Linked DNA regions of Homo sapiens: region 1 is linked to region 2. Evidence: chromatin contacts called from ENCODE Hi-C or POLR2A ChIA-PET data. All regions are on one chromosome and are shown on one strand. Each heading gives the region's core, a stretch centred on a gene start or an enhancer-like site at or near the end of the contact. The rest is flanking DNA. Distances are from core to core; before and after follow the strand shown. Region 1 overlaps ASCC1 (activating signal cointegrator 1 complex subunit 1). Region 2 overlaps ASCC1 (activating signal cointegrator 1 complex subunit 1).

Region 1 (3,540 bases), core at 396-2,895, 51 kb before region 2:
TGGTGGCAGGCACCTGTAGTCCCAGCTACTCAGGAGGCTGAGGCAGGAGAATGGCGTGAACCCGGGAGGCGGAGCTTGCAGTGAGCCGAGATTGCGCCACTGCACTCCAGCCTGGGCGACAGAGTGAGACTCCATCTCAAAAAAAAAAAAAAAAAAAGAAACTGTGTAATACAAACACTTTATGGGCCAGTTATCTTTTTCAACTAATTTTTTCAAAGACAAACTATTTTTCTTGAGCAAGATCATAAGCTGATAGGGTTTGCAGTCTTCTATCCTTTCTGAATCTCAGAGAGCAAAGAACACTTCTTGTCATGTTCTTTGCTCAGTAACGGACATATCTGTTTTCTCTAGATCTTACCTGAAATTCAAAATAATTTGGTGTTTGTCATTAGATACTTTCCATTTCCCTTATATAAAGCAAAGCATTATGCTTTATTTTACAAAGCAGGGCAGTTTTACCTGGTTTAAGGATCAGTTCTGATACTTTAATGTATTCCCAGTTTACTTTTTGCTAAACTAAACTGAAAGCTACTACATTTCCTTGGCTGCCATTGGGATAATCCTGCTAAGAAAAAATTTAAAGGTAGATAAAATATTTTGTTTAGAGAAGTACTTGTTCTTTTTACCTTATGAAAATCAGGTCACAGGTTTTTAATCACTGAAGGTTTATCCTAAGCTATGCAAAGATTTAGCTGAGTTCCTCCCTTTTATGTTTCTTGGTGCCTTTTGTGACTAAATGCCAAATCTCAGCCCTTTAAGCATGTCAGAGTTAGTGTGCCTGGGGAATAAAGAGCAGTTTTAATAGTTCCTCAGAATTTTTGACATGACAGTATGAAAACAGTAATTGTAGTTTTTCAAATTCAGCAAAGCTTTTGAAATAGGACAAAGTTACCCTGCCAAAAATCTGCAGTGCATGCAAAAATTTGTTTAAAGATGCTCTTTTTAAAAAGCTGGAAAGATGTGGAACCAGCGAGTAAAATAAAGCAAGCCTCCCCAACCTTCTTCTCCTGATTTCTCCCATCACATGCATTTGTTTAAAAAGTGCAAAACTGATTTACTTCTGAGAAGAGACTACTTCTTAAAAAAACAAAAAGGGTACTTCTGTTAAATCTCTGGTAAGTAAATCAGTAAATTGGATCATCGAATTTTTTCTTGCTCTTTGACCTTAGTCTTTGTGCTTGGTGTACTTAGAAAAAATGTCCATAAATAATGGCATTTCTAACCTGAACCTTTTATGGTGTAGTGGTCCCAAATTAAAATATGAAAGGAAAACACTGAAAAATGAACAGACCTGTACATAGTGTGCTGTAGTTTAATTTGATGGTTTTTAAAATGGGAGTATTGAAATAAATGTGGCTATGTTGGAATTTGATTTAAACTGTGGAGCTGTATGGCTATATTGAAGAAATGAGTAGTTGAGTATTCATTTTAAATTTGGGGGTAGTTTTTTAATTTGAAGGATGCTATGAGACCAAAAACAGGAGTTTTGTTTCAATTTTTCAGTGAAAGGCTCTTGTAGCTCTATAGATTTTGAATGAATTATTCAGTGTTTAGTAAATTCGGAAGCTCCGGCTGTGTCCCTGGTGACTTTCCTTTGTGAGATGTAGGACACAGACCGTGCACTGGCTCTGAGTACGGAGTCTGACAAATGTGCAGCTCTTCTTCAGTCACAGCAGCACCCTCCTGTGCCTCAGTGTTTCCAGCAGGCCTGACGTCAAACCAAAGAAGTTTAAAGGGACTAGAAAGAGGAGAGAAAATACGCGTGAACAAACATTAATGCCTGATTATTGCCTCACGTGTCATCAGTTGGAAAGTAATTTGCTTACTGGTGTCCCAGATGTAATTGTTTGGCCACTAAGACAAAGAGTGTTTATCGGGCAAACCATCGGATTTCTATCCTGCTCTTTCATCTCCCTCTTGATAAATCTCAGGGGTGGGTTGAAACAGTTTGTGTTTCTGCTCATAAAGCAGGCTTTGGATCCTGTTTCATTGTTTCTAATTTTTTTTCTTCTTAGTACCCCATCTAATTCCAAGTATTTGAGGTAGTTAAGAGTGAGGACATGTATACAAAAGAAATGTTACAGTCAGAGATTTAGAAACCATAAGGATGGTATAGGGAGAAAATTCTATCTGAAAGTCAAGGTAAGGTAATAATTGTACTTGAGCATTAAAGTTTGGTACTATTTTCTGACACCAGTGTACTTGAACTAAATTACAAAAAGAAATACACCACTTAGTATAGTTCTTGTCTGATAAAAAGCAGTATGACAATTTTTTTTATAGTTTAAAAAAATTTTCAGTTGTGGTAAAATACAACATAAAATTTGCCATCATAACCATTTTAAGTGCATAGTTCAGTAGTGTTAAGTACACTCAGGTTGTTGTGAAGCCAACCCCAGTATAACAGTTTTTTCAGGAGAGTAACCTTTTCTGGTTCTCGATCCATCAAAAGTTTGTCATGTAAATCTTAATAAAGAATGCTGAATGATGATTGACAGTGTCTTTAACAGGAATTTTGCAGAAGATAAAAACATTGTTCATATGGGTCTTTCTTCTGTTGACCTTAGAAATTGCAGATATAACATTAAATATAACCCATTAAAAACATTTTAGTGGGAATCTAAGCCAATGGTGTGGTGATGCTTTCTGGTGATATAACTATGCAGGGTGAGAGCTTTAAAAATGTCGGAGGATGTGTATTTAGTGTGAAACTTTTTTTCAAACAAACTTTTTTGACTTCATTTTGATAGGATTCAGTGGCAATCTTTCAAATCGAATTCTTTGGCTAGTACTTGGAATGAAGATACATTGTGTATTGATGGAAGCTACATACCTCAGATGACAGTTCAGAGCTTGGCTTGTGTTTTGAAACATTTCACTTCTTATTAGAGGTGGCTATAGGAAGACTTATTATGATCAAGGCTGTAATTTTTCTTAATTAGAAAAAGTATCTGGGCCGGGCGCAGTGGCTCATGCCTGTAACCCAAGCACTTTGGGAGGCCAAGCTGGAAGGATTGCTTGAGCCCAGGAGTTTGAGACCACCCTGGGCAACATGGAAAGAAAAGTGTCCGCCTAAAATAGTTGAGTTACTAGTTTCACACTGAGAGAAGTTTTGGTCTTATGCAATAATAAGGCCTTGAAGTGTTAAGGGAATCTTTACTACTAGGATTCCTAGGCTACAAAGAGCATCCCCATGACCTGGGTTCAATGTCAAGACAACTTTTTCCTTTTTTTCCAGCTGTCTTTTGATTGATCCTAAAATCCTTTTTTTTTTCTTTTTTTTTTTTTTGAGATGGAGTCTTATTCTGTCGCCCAGGCTGGAGTGCAGTGGCGAGATCTCTGCTCACTGCAAGCTCCGCCCCCTGGGTTCGCGCCATTCTCCTGCCTCAGCCTCCTGAGTAGCCGGGACTACAGGCGCCCGCCACCACGCCCGGCTAGTTTTTTGTATATTTAGTAGAGATGGGGTTTCACCGTCTTTCAGCATGTTAGCCAGGATGGTCTCGATCTCCTGACCTCATGATCCACCCGCCTTAGCCTCCC
Region 2 (3,504 bases), core at 137-2,636:
GATACTCTGCATTTTGGTTCCTGCAGTGATGCATTAGAGATTATAGTCAGTGAGTGACAATAATAATCAGAGCTCAAAATTTCATCTTATAATTTATCTTTAACTGCAGAACATCTTTGTAAAGGATCATCCCTGTTTAAAGATGGAGAAATTGGGGGAGGGAGTGGGTCTGTAGTCATTGATAATGTCGACCAGCAATAATGGAAAGGATCAGAACTCAGTTTTTAAAAGTTTATTCAAGTGAAAAGCTGGGAATGGCCATTTGGGAAACAGGGACTTCACAGAAATGAGGTCAGTGCTTAAAGTTAAAAGTTAAGGTCCTGCTTATATAGGCAGAAAACAAATTTAGTAGGATTATAACATTTTCTATACAAGGTTGGTTTATGAGCTATAATTTAGTTAATTACAGTTTGTTTTCTTTTCTGTACAGCTTGTTTTCACTTCCTTTCCAACTTAGGAGTGTAGGACCTGGCATGGTGGCTCACGCCTGTAATCTCAGCAGTTTGGGAGGTGGAGGTAGGAGGATCACTTGAGCCCAGGAGTTTGAGACCAGCCTGGGCAACATGGAAAAACCCTGTCTCTATAAAAAATGCAAAAATTAGCCAGGCATGGTGGCATGCACCTGTAGTCTCAGCTACTCAGGAGACTGAGGAGGGAGGATCTCTTGCGCCTGGGAGGTGGAGGCTGCAGTGAGCTGTGATCACGCCACTGCACTCCAGCCTGGCTGACAGAGTAAGACCTTGTTTCAAAAAAAAAAAAAAAAAAGAAAAAGAAAAAGAAAAAGAAAGTATTTAACATACCATCCTAGATGATGTGATAGTCTTTTAAGTCTTTGTATGAGAAATGTAAGAGGGAAGTTTAATCAAAATGAAGATCAACAGTTAAAAGGGAAGGGATCTTCTCTGGCACTGTTTATTCATTTACAACCATTTACAAAACAGTGTAGGTGAGGAAAAAGGCTAATCTATAATCAGAAAAACAACAGTTACAGCTGCCCAGGTTACAGATACAAGTTTAAGTGACTCACATAATCACATTCCCTTAAGCCTTACAATATGTTAAGATTCCAACAGCTTAGATTTTGAATTACTTATTTTCACAATAGGAAAGCATTAAAAACGTCTAGTCTGCCCAAGAAACTTTTTGTGCCCTTTCTTCAGTAGAAAAGAAATATCAATTTTTTTGTACCTAGGTGAAGGTATGTGTGTCTGTGTGTAGAGGAGCATGACTTACCTTAGGGTAAACAGACTCAATTACATTCTTCTGTGATGATGTTTAGAAAGAATCCACTTGGGCACAGCCCATGTGAGTATTTTTAAAGTAGATGGAAGGTTTTTTTTGACCCCGGATGTGGTGGATCTCCATTTCCTTCTTGCCTCTTCCTACCTCCCACATTTGGTCTCCTCAGAAGTAATCTCACAGGTGGCCCAGAAGACAAATGCACGGTATTTGGCAGAAACTCAGAATTTTTTTTTTTTAGGTTTGAGGAATTTTAATAAACATAACTTTGAAACAAAATTTATTTTTTTGGGGGGGGGGTAACTTATTTGTGAACTTAATTCTTTTTGATGACTTAACTCCCAATAAAGTGATCTTAATTCTGAGTGAGATTAGTAACATGACATACGAAGAACCTTGATTTTTTTTTTTTCAAAATCGATTATATTTTTAGTCTGGTATTTGTATCTTTCTGTTTGCTCCCTGAAGTCATACTAGTCCTGTACCTACATGCCTCTTTTATGAGGAATGCATCTGAAATATACCATTATTTGTTTTGATGTTTTGCAATTGGGATCTTCCAAGGGCTGTGATGATAGCTTTTCACATCATTTGCTCCTCATTCTTTGCTATCTGGTTGTATATGCACAGCCTAAGGATGGACCTGCTTCCCCACTTGGCATTCTTTGGTACATATTTGTTATTGGAATTGAGAGGCCCATACACACTGCCTTGTGGACGTGGCCTTCCACTGGCCTGTATCCTAGGCCTCATCCCAGGAACTCTTAAATTTCTCTGACAGTATTAGTGGTCCTAGCTTGTCCCTGTTTCTTATATAAATGGGGATAATAATGCTCAGCTCTGGTTTATATCATAGCAATTTTTTTGGAGTTAATGAGCTGGGCTTTGTAAGACACTTTTAGATCCTTAGATGAAAGGTGTTATTTAACCACAGCAAGGCTTCATACTGGGAGTGCCTTCCCAAAGAGCTCAAAGTACTTGTCAGCCTGTCTTCTGTTCATACCATCCCTCATAGGGAGGTAGGTGGTTAAGTGTTATTATTAAGTACAAAATAGTGTTACTACTTTTATCTATAAACGGGATAATTGTGAGAAATAGAAGTTGGTAAACAGGCTGTGGAAGAAAAACACTGGGAAAACCTCAAAGTAGCATGCATTTGCTATTCCTATTCACTCTGCTTTGAGTTTCAAAAGTCTGATTGCCATACATGAGAACAATAGCATCCTTTCTTAGAGAGAAATATGACCTAGAACATCCTTCTAAATACTTGAATTAATTGAACCCCCTGTACTTACTTTCAGTTGCATCAGATTATATTCTAAAGGTTGGTTTATCTCATGTGTGTCAAGAATGATTATAAATAGCGTAAGACTTGAATATTTTGAATTTTCATTTTTAACTTCAAAACTGAATTTCTTCTTATTCAAGTAGTATTGAGACAGCAAATAGTTCACCGAGGCCACCAGCACAAGAAGTAGATTTTCTTAAAAGAGGGATCTTGGAAGAGAGTAACCACAGCTTTGTCTAAGATTGAAGAAAAGAGCGAGCCTCATTTGGGAAAGCCAAGTGAGCAGGGATCCCCAGCAGATTGTCACTGTGCTGTTGCGGACTGGCCATTTATTCGGTTCTATAGCCCGAGGTCACAGATATAAGAAAAGGCCCCTCTCCACCCTCCTCCCCACCTCTGTTTGAGATTGCCAGTTTCATTTTGGCAGCCTTGTTGCATTTGGAGTTATTTCTGGTCTTTGATGGCTGTGTCACAGGGCAATGGGGAAGGAGTAGAAGCTTTGAAACGAATGCAAGGAAAAATAACCACAGTGAGCCCTTAAATCTTGCTATTTGTTTTCTTTCAGTGTATACCACAACATTACCAGAAATCAATAATTCCCTTTGTGTTCTCCCTAGGAAAGAAACATGTACAAACTGAAAATGGTAGGCTTCACAGATCATGTGAGCAGGGGACAGCAGGATGGTTGGATTTTATCTTGCCATTGTTTGTCAGGGAAAACCTTGATTTTGACCAAAAACCTTTCATCAAAGGTCTACATTTCTCTCTTTACTTGGTGATAGGAAAAGTTTGTTTAATTTTCTAAAGATATTATTGATGCAGGATTTTTCTTGACCTCTTCGTCAGACTTGTGACGGGGGTGCCCCATTTATTTGGCTCTCTGTGCTCAACCCCTTGTGGGAGGGAGCACGTGAGCAAGTGAGTATGGGATCTGGCTGGCCATTTTGGGTGCTGGCAGAAGCAGGCTCTGTGTGGGC

What was found. A loop is a pair of places that touch in the nucleus more often than their neighbours do. ChIA-PET counts read pairs that join two places held with the same protein, here RNA polymerase II (POLR2A). Pooled maps may share reads with other maps.
Region 1: a loop to region 2 is called in a map of psoas muscle, with 2.3 times the contacts of the local background. The contact joins two enhancer-like sites. A Hi-C loop is called at or near these places in 1 of 168 maps with a recorded cell type or tissue (psoas muscle) and 7 of 50 pooled maps. POLR2A ChIA-PET finds 5 or more read pairs at or near these places in 5 of 52 experiments (H1, Panc1, T-cell and 2 more).

Annotation. Positions count from the first base shown.
Region 1 is chr10:72,156,521-72,160,060 of GRCh38, reverse strand. All of the region lies in intron 6 of ASCC1 (activating signal cointegrator 1 complex subunit 1), which reads left to right. Among named protein-coding and RNA genes, the nearest start is that of ANAPC16, 58 kb to the left of the region's middle. Within about 2 kb of position 1,645, at least 2 of the 41 ENCODE cell types and tissues checked have a DNase peak (open chromatin) inside an H3K27ac peak, as active enhancers do.
Region 2 is chr10:72,105,338-72,108,841 of GRCh38, reverse strand. The region is part of intron 9 of ASCC1 (activating signal cointegrator 1 complex subunit 1); the gene reads left to right. Among named protein-coding and RNA genes, the nearest start is that of SPOCK2, 19 kb to the right of the region's middle. Within about 2 kb of position 1,386, at least 6 of the 41 ENCODE cell types and tissues checked have a DNase peak (open chromatin) inside an H3K27ac peak, as active enhancers do.